2 separate regions of the Homo sapiens genome follow, and region 1 is linked to region 2. A link is a contact called in ENCODE Hi-C or POLR2A ChIA-PET data. All regions are on one chromosome and are shown on one strand. The core of a region is the stretch at or near the end of the contact, and the rest is flanking DNA. Distances in the headings are between cores, read along the strand shown. Region 1 has its middle 180 kb from the start of JCAD. Region 2 overlaps SVIL (supervillin).

Region 1 (7,713 bases), core at 90-2,589, 360 kb after region 2:
GAGAGCTCTGATGGGGATGAAAAATAGCAGGAGAGAAGGCAGACTGAAACTGACCTCGTAGGGAAATGGTTCAAACTGTGCTCCCTAAGGCCATGGGGTTTTCTTCAACGGGTCTCTAAGGCTACTCGGGTGGGGCTGAGGTAGGGTGGGTGAAGGATTGGAAACCAAAGTGTGCAGGGTGGGCCGATTGGAGCGGGAGGATTGCCGGGCTGTGTTTAGAGGCAAGTATAGTGGCTCTCCTGTGATCTGCTCCGCATCTCGGGTTTCTGTGTGAGATCTCCTTTGAAGCAAGAGTTCTGCTGCTTTATCAAAGCATGAGCATTGTCGTGTGGGCCTTGAAGGCAAGCTGAGGCATATGAGCTTTCTACGGCCAGCAGCGGGGAAGCCGGGGGTGGGGGCAGATCCTGATGGAAGAGTAACAAGACTAAAGTGACGCTTTGTTAGAACCATTCTTCCGATAATTCATTTGCCTGGAATGAGGAGCAAACACATTTGCCAGGCAGGAAGGGCCACTACGAGATGGATCCCCTCTACTGTCCCTCTCCCTTGCTAAGCCTCCTCATGGCCGGCAGCGTGTCTCTGCTCTCCCAATGTCCTGCCTGAACCATGGCAGCAGGCCCCTAACCCTCTGCTGTGAAACTCTGGCCCCTCCATGGGGGTCAGCTCTCCAAAATCTTGTCATTCCATCCCACTTGCCAAAACGTCTAGCGGTTCATTTTTGGTTGTGGGATTATGAACCACACTCTTTTGCTTAGCATTCAAGGCCCCATTATGAAGACAATCTGCCTTCCTAGTCCCATCTGCTACCGGTCTCACATCTGTTCCCAGCTGGTGAAACCTTCTTACAGGACTCGGTACTCCCAACACAGTGCCTCTATTTTCTCCTGTACATTTCATGCCATCCTCGGGTCCTAGGATGCATCCTCTCCCCCACCACACACACACCTGTACTTAGTTTACTATCCTAGTGGACTTCACACACTCCGCAAGCCTTTTTTGACCATGTTTGGTTACATCTGTCTCTTTCCATAGGAATGCTCCAAGGAACCCTGCCACATAAATACTTATCCTGGCACTAATCAGTATTTTTTTTAGTTGTGTCACCTAACATAGCGCTGAGCTCACTGCACATCCACAAACCCAAATAATGTTAATGTAGCTGTACTGGGAACATTTCAGATGTTTTTCCTCCCAAACTGGAGCACCCACTTAGGCCATCCTTCAAGGCCAGAGGCCACTGGTGACCTGCCCAGTCCATTCCCTCAGCGCCTGGTCTCCCCAGACCAGCCTGTGACCAACCCATGAGGTCACAGGACAGGAACAATACAAGGGCTTTGTGTAGATGCTTGTGTTTTCAGAAGTGGCTCGAGTCCAGCCGGCATTCCTTCTTGACTGGGACTTTTTAAGAAATGTTTTCCCGACAAATGTCAGCAGGATTGAGATCCACCACACGGTTTATTAAAGGAACAAAAGCTTTGCCCTGACAGCCCCAGCAGCAATCTCGGTTTCCCCTGGGGACAGTCGGCCTGCGTGTTCCAGTCGGAAGCCAGAAGGAGATGGCCTGACATGGCTGTAAATGACTTCTCCTAACCACAGGCAAGAAGGACAAGAGGAATTTCGGGACCTGCGGTAGAGTCAAAGCGCTTCCTGTTCCTCCCTTAGCCCAGGCCCCACTTGCCAGCCCCAAACAGCACTGCCACCAAGGCGTGGCTCTTCTCACAGATGCCACATCATCTATAAAAAGCCTTCTCTGCCTTGCAGGTGCTAATGTTCTAGGGAGAGACAGACACTTTACAACCCGTTTCATGAGCTTCCTCTTGCAAGACGCAGGAACCACGGCACAGATGGCTTCGTTGCCATTGACAAATCATCCTCAGGGACCTTTCACAGCATTGCTAGGTATTAACATAAGACACACCAGGAATTACGTGCATCAAGTCCCAGTCCTCAGGGAGCTTCAAGTTTAAGCAGAGGAATGAGATCGGCCAATAATAATAATAATAATAATAATAATAATAATAAATAATAATAAATAAATAAGTTATGTTTTCAGCTAGCTCAGGCTAGAGGCCAGTGCAATTCAGGGAGACAGTGTTTGTTGTAGGAGCTGAAGACTGGCAGATGTATGTGGCTGGCTTATCAGCAAAAGGTCCAGGAGCCAGGATGGGAAGAACTTGAGCTTGATCTTAAGGAATGATCCATCCATGGATCAGCTAGGGAGGAGAGGAGTCCTGACTGAAATCAAGACACCATGCCCAGAATTAGGACCATGACCTAACTGGCTTCTAGACTTCATGGATTTCTTCTGTGGGTGTCTAGAGAACTTCCTTTGGCTTTAAGCAACCTTGCTGTGAGGTGCCAGGATTACAGAAGATGGGATCTGAGTGGTCCCATCTGATGATGCCACAGAAAGGATCCAGGCTGATTCTGGTCTCAACACATACCTTTGGTTTCTGGCCACAGTCAACCATGCTATGGGGTTACCCAGAAGTCAAAGGTCAGGTCCTGTGAATAAGCATCCAAACCTTGAGTTAAGATGGGACTACTGTCACCTCAGCTGTTCACAAGGTAGGACAGGAGACAAGATGGGAAAAGCCACCAGGCTAACCAATAGCAGCCTTCCCTCCTGATTCACCATCACAGCAGGAATCACCTAGATTTGGAAGCAGCCATTCCTTCCAAGAGCCCTGCTTCCTTCTACTAGGCCTGTTGATTATATTTTAAGACAGAAAGTACGAGTCTCTTTATGTCCATCAGCCTGGACCTGAAAGGTGACATCTATGTCTACACCCCCACTCCAAAGCCTCCTACACAGTGGCTGGCTCCACTTCATCTCAAAGGTCTGGAATGGATGATGTTCTGTGGTCCCTTTACAAAGCCTCTTGCATCCCAAATGTGTAAATTATTTTATTCTTGGTATTTCTCGCTTACCCATAGTCACCTGTCAAGTGTTCCACCCTGTCGAATGCAGGGAAAAACTCAATTCATATATAATGCCCAGTCCCAAACTTCACTCGCGGTTTCCAACATCTTCCTTGTAAAATCTTTGTCTGAAGCCATCACAAAATGGTAACATTGCTTGATTTCCACATTATCTTTCTGTCTTCAATTAATGAGTTGGCTGACCTCGAGCTAGGCAATTTGGCATTCACTCTTTCCAGTTGTGTAATGAGGGTGGTGCTCTTCTGGGGGCTTGGCAATCTCTTCCAGGACTCACATTGTGAGATTCTCTCCAGAGAAGAGACTTGTGTGATGCTTTCTAGACACTCTATTCTCTTCTGCTATAAGCAGGGCGATTGCTGAGCAAGGGGCAGGAAGTACTTAGAGCTTTGCCCTAGACTTTGGAAAGACCTGGGTGAGAAGTCAGGCTGCACATCTTCGGCCCGCTCTGACCTCAGAAGGCTGCTTCTCTCATGGAAGGCAGTGGGAGCACCCAATGAGCTAATGCATGTGAAATACTTAGCACAGTGCTTGCCTCAGAGCATGCACCTACAATATGTTAGTCCAAAGAAAACAAAAGGTCAAAGGTAAAAAGTAGGAAAAAAGGGAAGGGGGCTTAGGCCAACCCCAGACTATGTACCAAGCCCCACTTCAGCAGACTCAGCATACATGTTGTTGTCTCATGGATAGAGACAAGATGGAGACCCAGACTTTATCTCAGCGATGCAATATCAGGAGAAAACAAGGCGAATGTCAGCATTCTTATCAAAAGATAATTTTGGCCAGGTGCGATGTCTCTTGCCTGTAATCCTAGCACTTTGGCTGACATGGGAGGGTTGCTTGAGCTCAGAAGTTCAAGGCAAGCCTGGGCAACATAGTGAGACCCCATCTCAACAAAAAATGAAAAAATTAACTGGGCATTGTGACTCATGCCTGCAGTCCCAGCTACTTGGGAGGCTGAGGCAGGAGAGTCAATGGAGCCCAGGAGTTCGAGGCTGCAGTGAGCTGTGATTGTGCCACTGCACTTCAGCTTAGGTGACCGAGTGAGACCTTATCACTAAAAAAAAAAGGAATAAAAAAGGAAACAAAGTCTGTCGTAAAGAGAACATGAACCAGAATTACGCTTTTCAAATACAGTCACAGCTGCCAGCAGTGGCACGCATTCACCAGTGTGCAGGGAAGTCCCAGACCCTTCAGGACTGACTTAGTAAGAAGCCTACATCTCTTAGTGGCCTGAGAACAGCTGAGGGATGAATGTGGCCCATTGCTTAGATAAGGAGTGGACAGGAGACAGATGGGTGTGGGAAGAAGTCATACAATAAACCTTGTACTTTTCTGTAAGGAGAGAACTTGAATGGTAACGAGAATGTTATCAATTCCTTTTTCTCCAAGGCAGAGGAGGACCCATTTGTAAAATACTTTATCTTAATGTTCCCTCAAAGTTCTGGCTCTGAGGTCACTTCCATGTTCACTGTTTAGTATTTTTTTTTAATGAAGAACATTTGTATTAGTGTCTCAAGTGCAGGGAATTTCTGATCAACCCAGTGATGACTGAAAGCTGGACTGAACAGCCCTCCGTTGCAGCGAGCCCACGGCTGTCTGGCTCCAGAAGGGGCTTACCTTGAACGTGGCCAGCAACTGCGGGGGAGAAAGTCAGGCTCACAAATCTCATCTTAGGTCATAGGCACATCTGTTTCCCACCAAGTGGGCTTGGCCTCAGGTTTTCTCTTTCAAAGTCTGCCCTTTCATTAGGGCTGCCCTTTTATTTTATGGGTGTTGGCTTGGCTTATCTGTGCGCAGCCTGTCTCCCAGGCACTGTTACTCCGCACACACATCGCACTCTTATGAGGCTGTGTCCACGGTTGGGCAATGCCTGTGCTTTTTTTTTTTTCTCTTTTTTCTCAAGGGGATAGAAAAAAAGCACAAATAAATTACAGCCATGAAGCCTTCAGTTGGATTTTCTTGTCCAACATGCTTTACAGCAAAAGAATGGAACACTCTGTTTTATCTTAGAAGCAATAAGTGGGAGAATGGGATTCTAGAGGACTTTAAAGGGAATCCAGTGACTTCTGACCATCCTGAGAAAAGGAAGCATTTTGCTTTGAAGTTTCAGGACACAGAAGGGGTCCTGAAACTGATGGGAATGTTGGAACCGAAGGGCTTGAGTCCGCCCTGAGACAGAGCAGCTGCTGGGCTGGGAAGTCTTGTTGTTGGGAACATTGGTTATGACTTCCATCTCGATCTGCTACTTGCCTTGATGTAGTAGCTCCACGAGGAGTTGCTCTGATTTAAAGACAAAAATTAATCAAACATGGTGGGGAGATAGCCAGTCTAGTAACAAACTGAGAAGGCTAGAAGCCTCGTGATGTTCCCTAGAGTTTTCCTGAAAAAGAACCGTAGTAGAAAAAGAATGGCTCATCCCCCAGCTTGGTTCAAGGCCCCTGGGCTCTGTGCATTGTCAGGTGTCTACAGGAGTTTCTCTGAGGCCATCTCAGCAATTCAGATCCAGAAACTCCAGCATCTGCCTAGGAAGCCATTTTCTCTGCAAATGCACCAAGCCTGAGAGCTGGTCTTAGGAGCTTTTCTTGCACTCCATTGAGTTCAGAACCCACTTCTGGTCCTGTAAATTTCCACAGAATGTGATGTCATTGGAGAGGCATGTGCCTCTTATCCACCAAGACTGGATCCAGGATTTCTGGGGCCAAACCTTATTCCACCTGAGAATCTGGAAAAGAATACTAAATTACAAGTGCGAAACCAGGGACAGGGCCCTGCACAGGAAAGAGGCTGTGCAGGGCAGAGGCCTTGAAACTTAAGCTCTTTTAACTTCACAGTAGTGAATTGTCTCTGTCCCCACCACGGGTTATCAGCAGAGGGTAGTCAGGCTGTTCACAGCAAGCCTGCCCTTTGGGCATGGGGTCCTAGCATACTTCAGGCAGGGACAACGGCCCTTGGTGGCCTGAGTGGGCTTTGTTTCCCCCACCAACTAACAGTCCTCCTAGAACGTGTCCTACAGGAAACAAAACAAAGAAGGCATGTGTCCCATGTCCTCCAACAGTCCTCCAAGCATGGTCCTCCAAGCACGCGACCATGCTCCCCCAGGGACGTTTTCCTCGCAGCCTTGCCTTGGGTTCTGGTGAAGCTTGTGGCCCACAGCCAGCCCATGCTGAAATGAATGCTGAAGTGAAGAATGAAACTGAAGGCAAAAAACAGATCCCCAAGTGAATCTGAAATTCCTAAAGTGGGCTCAAAGGCAAAGGGGAATTCCCTTCCTGTACCTAGGACATGAGTATATTCCTGCTTTGCCTGGAGTAGGAATAATAAGTCGCTCCTTTTTTGTCAACAAAGAGGGGCCCCTCTGGGTTGGTCTCGGGAGTTACTTGGGGGCCTCTGGCCTGGAGGCCTGTACTTCTTCTCTCTAGAGAAGTTTGTACTGAAGACACTTGTAGACTTAATCTTTTTTCTTGTTTTTTTTTTTTTTTTGAAAGTAGAGACAAGGTCTTGCTACATTGCCCAGCTGGTTTCACACTCCTGGCCTCAAGCAATTCTCCAGCCTCAGCCTCCCAAATGCTGAGATGACAGGTGTGAGCCACCACACCCAGCCAGGTTTAATCATGGCCATTCATCTGCTCTAGCCACATCGTCCCTGGCTGTTTTGCTGAAATTGGCCAAGAAGGCCTCTCCCATGCTGAGTCCCTCACTCTTGCGTGTAGACCAGGTATGTTCCATGCTGAGAGGGAGAAAGACAAAGGCCTTGGTTCTATGAGCTAACAGCACTACCACGTTGAGTGGCTCCAGGGAGTCAGTGTGTAGAAGGAAACCTCTATGGGATGAAATGCTGTCCAGTAGAAGATCAGAAAAGTGCTTAAGATTGATGTGGAGAAGGCTGAGAAGGGAGTGAAGGAGCTGTCCATAACAGAAGCTTCAGGAAGGGCTCTTCTCTTGTCCCAGGGCTGGGATGCCTTGAGAAAGGGTTTTTGTGTGCGGATTCCACATGCTAGGTGAAGACAAGGCACTCTACAGGGCACTAACCCAAGGAGGTGCCATGCGGGAAATAAGGGTTCCATGGCTAGCTAAATTTGGGAAACAGCATGCTACATCTGCCACTTGGAAATTTATAATGCGTGTTAAAGGAATAAAGTCTGAAAAATCTTACACTTGAAAAAGGGAACTGGCCGGGCACGGTGGCTCACGCCTGTAATCCCAGCACTTTGGAAGGCAGAGGCAGGCAGATCATTTTAGGTCAGGAATTGGAGACCAGCCTGGCCAACATGGTGAAACCCTGTCTCTACTAAAAATACAAAAAAAATGAGCCAGGCGTGGTGGTGGGCACCTGTAATCCCAGCTATTAGGGAGGTTGAGGCACAAGAATTGCTTGAATCCAGGAGGCAGAGGTTGCAATGAGCCGAGATGGCACCACTGCACTCCAGCCTGGGTGGCAGAACGAGACCCTGTCAAAAAGAAAAAAGAAAAAAGAAAAAGAAAAAGGGAAACAAAATCATTTTAATTTTGTCAAGCACTTAGCAAATGTCACAGAAACCACTGCTCATAGAATGCCTGTGTCCTTGGATGTGCCACTGGTGTTTATGGAACTGAATTAATGCCCAGCTGGCTTAGGAAGGAGCTATCAAAGCTGCAGGATTAGCTAGTCTGCCGCTTGCTGGACAGAACAGATGGACAGACGGTGAAGTGTGCCTCCATTGTACACAACACTGCCCTGCAATTCAAGGTGTGAGTCTTTGGAGGAAATTTTGGAAGAAGGTGAAAAAGATG
Region 2 (6,614 bases), core at 21-2,520:
CTTCTTCCAAGCTTCCCGATTCCCATTAAATATTTGTTTTGGAGATGGGATGAGATATATTCTATGATAAAAGTTTTGTTATGCTAATAAGAAAACAAATTTTGTAGTACTTAAACAAGAATCCGGCGACATCTACGTATGTGTACATAATCACACCTTGTATTTGTCTATTCACTCAGTCAAATAACGGGAAGTAAGCCGTGAAGAAAGGAATCCCCCAAAGGAGGCAGGAGCTTCGAACTCTGGACCTGTCCCCTTCCTCAATCTCTTCCTTCTCCCCCCTTCATTTCTGTTTTCCTCTTTCTGCTAAGTGGCAGCAGATAAGATCTCAAGTGCTCAATCTCTAGAACTGGGGTAAGGCTGCCTTGTCAATCTCATGCAGATCCCTTTGGGTCAAGGTCTCATTTAGTCCTAACTCCTGTAATTCTCGAATGTTTAACAACACCCTGCATGCTACAAGAGCTAGTTCATGGGCTTGGACACGAAGTCGAAATTCCTTCAAGAGCTCTAATCCGCACCATTTCATACTATATAATGACTATGATTCATCTTTTCTCCAATTATTTTGAATGAGTCAGTTTTATCCTAATAAAATAATCTCACAAAATGAAATCATTAAAAGAAATTCATATTTGCATGCTGTATTTGAGCTTTCAAAGCATCAATAAATGAGACTTTCAAAAAGTAAGCATGCCAGCACTTTAATACCCAAATGAGAAGTCCTTCCAGTTCATGATCTTGTGGAACCAAGCACTCATCTCACTGATATTCTCCCTGTAAACTGGCCTCAGAACCAGCTTCTCTCACTTCACCTTCCACCCAGGCTGGCAGCTACTCCTCCTGAACATCCACCTTGTTAATCAGATTGGATTCAAATGATGAATTTTTAAAAGATCAAATTCATCTTCCTGAGTTGAGTTCATTAAAAGTCATGAGCTCTGGTCTTTGAAGACCTTCTCAAAAAGAAGCTCCCAAAAGTCTGGGGCAAGGACACCAGCACCTATGTCATCGGACGATTTCCCTGGTGGTTGCTTTGTGGCATCTAAAACTGACTTAGAAAAACACAAGCTGTGGCATCTGAGATCACCTCCTCGTCCATCTTATACTCTGCTGATCTGCACGGCGACCCCTAAGACACTGGGAATTGTTATTCCCATTCTGACGGACAAGGAACGTGGGTACATCCGGGTCAAGAATTCCATTGACTGAGGTCACACTGGATGTTAGTGGGCAGAGAGACGTGACTGCAGCCCTCGCCTGCCTGTGTGTAGCTTGTTTCACTTCGGTAGAACATTAGCTGACCGGACACATTTTTGCCACACCGTTTTAGGAAAGGCATAGGATTCTGGCTTTCTTATAAGGTTTTTCCCACCATGGGATGGCCTCCAAAGAATTCCTCCATTCCAAAACCCTGAAATTTTGCTTCTACATGTGCTGGCAGGGTTACCATTGGGGACTTCCGAAGACTACAGAGTAACCAGAATAATCTGGAAGAAACTGTGCTTCCGTGGAGCCCACCTGGCACTTGGAGCCAGCCCTCGGCTCCAGCCTACGGAGCACATGACGAATAACTTGAAAATAACACGCACTAAAACTTGAGTGTGTTCTTCCTGTCCCTTTAGATTTCCTCATTGGTGTCCACCACGCTGAGGAGGGAGGGAGATCTTCCCAAATGTGTCCCTTCCTCCTGTGAGCTCACAGCCCTCCGGCTCACCGCAGACCACCAGGCTCTGAGAGGGTCGAGGAGCCGACGTCTGGGCCTACGCAGGACATAAATTCCTGCCGGTGCAATTCAAACAACTGTCAGCGCTTCTAACAACTGCCAAGCCAAAGTGCTGTTTGCAGGACTGTGATGCTGGGAGCCTGGGCAGTGGCTAGGCCTGGGCTGTGTGAACCCAGAGAGAGGCACGACACTGGCCCGCTCACCCAACGCCTGGCCCAGGGCCACCGTGACAGGTGCCTGCCAGGACACCCGGGGAAACGGTGCCTCCTCTTCCATAGCCCACACTGTTCCAGCAGGGAATGCTGGCCTGAGAACCCTGCTTGTTGAGAACAAGGACATCAGGCTCAGAGCAGTCAGGGCTGGGTCAAACAGGAGACATGACAACCATGTGCCCCTAATATTAAATAAGATGTGTTTTCTCTCTCTTTTTCAGAATTTTCCCTTCATTTTAGAGAATTACAGGCACCCCATAGATCTCTGATAGGGATGAACAGCACACTTAAGTACTTATATTAGATCTTGGTTTTGGCTGGTTCACAAGTTGGAGAAGTGAATGAACTAAAGTGTCTTTTAAATGAGAGACAAATCACACTTTGGAAAAGGAGGGCCAGGCGTGGTGGCTCACACCTGTAATCCCAGCACTTTGGAAGGCTGAGGTGGGAGGATCGCTTGAGGCCAGGAGGTGGGAGACCAGCCTGGGCCGCAGAGCAAGACCCCGTCTCTACAAAAAAATAAAAATAAAAAATAAAAAGCCAGCTGAGCATGGTGGTGTGTGCCTGTAGTCCCAGCTACTTGGGAGGCTGAAGTGGGAGGATCATTTGAGTCCCAGGAGGTGGAGGCTGCAGTGAGCTATGATCGCACCACTGCACTCCAGCCTGGACAACAGTGCCAAGACCCTGTCTAGAAAAATAAAAGAAAAAAAGAAAAAGAAAAAGAAAAGGAGGGAGTAAAGGGGAACTGCCGCTCTATTCTTATTCCTACATAAATCTGGGGCCCTCTAGTGGCTGAAATCTCCCAGCTACAGGGTAAGAACCTGGAGTTTGTGGAGACAGGGAGACAGCCTCTGGCTGGGTGGGATACCGAAGGGTGGATGGTTGGGGCGGGGGCCGGCAGGCGGGAAACACAGGAGCCTCCAGCCGGTCCCTCTAGGGCAGAACACCATAGAGGCGTGAGGTGGATTCTGCAACAGTTCAGGGAGTTCCACTAAGTCCTTACATGCCACCAATTTGCCAAAGTGAAAGGATGGCTCTTTTTTTCTTTTCAATAGTCTTTTTCCCTAAATAAGAAAGCTCAGATGCCACTGTTTCTGACATTGTGGAAATAAGATTTCTAAAGGCCTAACATACTCTTTAAGCAATAGCAAAGGTTTTATCCCTAAATAACATAAGAATTATTTAATTCGCAATGTTTCTCAAAGAAGTTCCCAAACAGGGATAATTTAAACACACATCATTTGGACAGTCAGAAAATAGCAATTTTACTAATCCGGTGGGAAAAGTCGATTGCATCCTAAGTTTTTTGCTGGTTATGGTTCAAATTTGACATTCACAATGTCAGAAAAGATGAAAAAAAATTTTTTTAAGGCTGGGTGTGGTGATCACGTCTGCAATCCCAGCACGTTGGGAGGCCTAGACGGGTGGATCACTGGAGGTCAGGAGTTTGACACCAGCCTGGCCAATATGGTGAAACCTTGTCTCTACTAAAAATACAAAAATTAGCCAGGCATGGTAGTAAGTGCTTGTAATTCCAGCTACTTGGGAGGCTGAGGCAGGAGAATCGCTTGAACCCAGGAGGGGGAGGCTTCAGTGAGCCAAGATCGTGTCACTGCACTCCAGCGTGGGCTACAGAGTGAGACTCTTGTCTCAGAAAATAAACAAATAAATAAATAAATATAAAAATAACTTTTTAATATGTTTCCTTGAGCATCAAACATATTCTAAAAAAGGAGTGTATGGAGGTTTTCCTATAATTTCTTAGTTTCTATGCTTTTTGTCTACAAATGGGGATAATATTGCTTTCTTCTGGAGGCTGTCTTCAATATTAAATGAAAGCCGGGCGCAGTGGCTCACGCCTGTAATCCCAACACTTTGGGAGGCTGAGGCAGGCAGATCACCTGAGGTCAGGCATTCGACACCAGCGTAGCCAACATGGTGAAGCCCCGCCTCTACTAAAAATGCAAAAATTAGCTGGTTATGGTGGTGGGCTCCTGTGATCCCAGCTACTCAGGAGGGTGAGGCAGGAGAATCACTTGAACCTGGGAGGCGGAGGTTGTAGTGAGCCGCGATCGTGCCTCTGCACTCCAGCCTGGGTGACAGAGCGAGACTCCATCTCAAAAAACAAACAAACAGACAAAAATTAAATGAGAGATCATGTACAAAATGTGGAAGGCAGTCTGTGACGCTGGGTAGCACTGAGCACTGAGAACTTAATATAGTCAGGCCCTGGACAGGGGAGAGACTGACACAACAAGGCTGAAGAAGACAGACCTGCCCTCCTTAGTGGGGACAGGCATTTATAAAAAACGATGAAGGAAATCTGCAAATTCCAGACTCTATTTCTGAGACTCTGAAATGTGAACTTGGATGTGTAATTTGAAATATAAGCCCTGTTAAGAGCATGTGAACTGAGAAAATTCATGAAGAAAGAAGGTGTGTCTTTCTAACACTGCTGTCTAGCTGGGATTTCTGTCCTCTCACCGTATTCTCCTGGTTAGAGCACACGGGGTTGGCTGCTCTAACACTAATCTGAGCGCACCGCGGTCTCACCATGGACCAGGGGAGAGTTGGAGACGTGGCCCCTGGGTCAGCTCTATTCACTACGTGGCCCTGGAGGCTACCGGAGCCGAATCCCTCCTTTGGTAAAATGAGGCAGTCAGAGGCGGTTAGAATAAAGTTTGGAAGTCCTATGATTTTATATATTTCTTTCTCAAGAAGGAAAAGTAAAGCCCAAATAAATGGAGGAATAACATTCTTATTTTAAATAGTTTAAGCTTCATTATTTCATTTTCACAAAAGGGAGGGATTAAAGTCTCATGGAAAAGCTATCATGGATGAATTGTAAATATATGTAATTTAGTCACTTTCAGCAAAGTACAAATAAAAGTACTGTGAAGGTAAGGGGGAAAAGATCACTGGCAATATATTTTGCATTAGTGTAATTTATTACAAGCATAGCTGCTAAATAAAGTGTCCCTTGTTCTTTCATAAATGTATTTTAACAAACTGAATAGCTGAATATCAATCAAGCATTCCTTTCTATCATGATTCTGAACAGACTGGGCTCAGGGATCTCTTGGAGACCATGATAAGTTATGGCTTCTGTTAGCCAGCAGGTGTGTGTGCTCACCCATTCAATTCTGAATACACTTCCGGGCTGTTCACAGAAACTTTACAGCCATCCTTGAACGCCTTACATGTCCACAAAGCCCAAGCTAAGAAGCTACGTCTTTCCAGTATCTCACTTTTAAAAATGAGAATTTTACAGTAGGATTAAAGCTTTCAGAAAAATACAGGTCAACTAAAATTTACCAAAAAACAGGTAAGTAAATCAGGAATTATTGCTTAGTGGATAGACACAGGACTTCTTCATCAAAAGTCCTAAGTCCAGATGGACAGAATATTCCCAAAGATGGGAAGGCTCCTTTAAAAGCCTTTGAAAGAAGGGGGCATAATATTAGTATTTCCCACTGGGGAATACCCCAGGGATATTTTCTCATGTGTAAAACATCAGAACTTGTGTATAAGTGATATTTATTGTTAATTTCCTTAAATGATCTCTCTTCTTCCTCACCTAACCAGTTGTCAATATTTGGGTTTCTGGGATGAAACTCTCTTTGAGCCCCATTTTCGTGGAAGAGAACTTCAAGCCTCAATAGGCCCAACTGCTTCCCCGATTGAAGACATCCCTCTCCTCATTGCACTGTCCCCTCTGCCCCTTCCCTATGCCCCTCAGCCTGCCAGGTCTAACTTATCATGAATTTTAAGTAAGTAAAGGAGAAAGTAAGTCAGATTTAACAATGTGATTAATTTGTCAGTTGAAAAAGATAGCATCTATTATTTTACAAATAATGTTCAAGAAGCTTGGCTTAAAACTAGAAAGAAGGGCCAGGTGTGGTGGTGCATGTCTGTAATCCCCGCACTTTGGAAGGCTGAGGTGGGAGGACTGTTTGAGGCCAGGAGTTCGAGACCAGCCTGGGCAACATGGTGAGACCTCCCAACTCTACAAAAAATCTTTTTGAAAAAATTAGCCAGGCATGGTGGTACGTGTCTGCAGTCCCAGCTACTGGGGAGGCCGAGGCAGGAGGATCACTTGTGTCCAGGAGTTCGAGGCTGCAGTGAAGCTGTGACAGCACCATTGCACTCTAGTCTGGGCAACAGAGGAAGACCATTCCTCTAAAAAAAAAAAAAAAGAAAGAAGGGGCCAGGCACGGTGGCTCACGCCTGTAATCCCAGCACTTTGGGAGGCCGAGGCAGGCGGATCAGGAGGTCAGGAGATCGAGATCATCCTAGCTAACACGGTGAAGCCCCAACTCTACTAAAAATACAAAAAATTAGCTGGGTGTGGTGGTGTGCGTCTGTAGTCCCAGCCACTTGGGAGGCTGAGGCAGGAGAATCGCTTGAACCCGGGAGGCAGAGGTTGCAGTAAGCCAAGATCATCCCATTGCACTCCAGCCTGGGTGACAAAGCAAGACTTAGTCTCAAAAAGAAAAAAAAAAAAAAAAGGAAAGAAGGAAAAGAAAGAAAGAAGACTTTTCATTGTGGTTTAGTATAGTCTTAGGCAGTTTGAAATGTATCTAGAAAAATAAGAGTGGTCAGTGAAGCCTGCAGACTTCCGTGTGGTGGGAGGTGCTGAGGAAGGGTGGAGGTTGGCAGAACTGTGGGAACAGGCGATG

Evidence for each region. A loop is a pair of places that touch in the nucleus more often than their neighbours do. ChIA-PET counts read pairs that join two places held with the same protein, here RNA polymerase II (POLR2A). Pooled maps may share reads with other maps.
Region 1: a loop to region 2 is called in a map of aorta, with 2.7 times the contacts of the local background. The contact joins two enhancer-like sites. A Hi-C loop is called at or near these places in 2 of 168 maps with a recorded cell type or tissue (aorta and ovary) and 2 of 50 pooled maps. POLR2A ChIA-PET finds 5 or more read pairs at or near these places in 2 of 52 experiments (PC-3 and activated CD4-positive, alpha-beta memory T cell).

The regions. Positions count from the first base shown.
Region 1 is chr10:29,876,897-29,884,609 of GRCh38, forward strand. No RefSeq gene overlaps it. Among named protein-coding and RNA genes, the nearest start is that of JCAD, 180 kb to the right of the region's middle. Within about 2 kb of position 1,340, at least 10 of the 41 ENCODE cell types and tissues checked have a DNase peak (open chromatin) inside an H3K27ac peak, as active enhancers do.
Region 2 is chr10:29,514,802-29,521,415 of GRCh38, forward strand. All of the region lies in intron 16 of SVIL (supervillin), which reads right to left. LOC124902401 (a long non-coding RNA gene) reads left to right here. Exons shown (of 2, transcript XR_007062099.1): 2 at 180-2,478. Among named protein-coding and RNA genes, the nearest start is that of MIR604, 27 kb to the right of the region's middle. RefSeq lists an enhancer at 1,416-1,916. Within about 2 kb of position 1,271, at least 5 of the 41 ENCODE cell types and tissues checked have a DNase peak (open chromatin) inside an H3K27ac peak, as active enhancers do.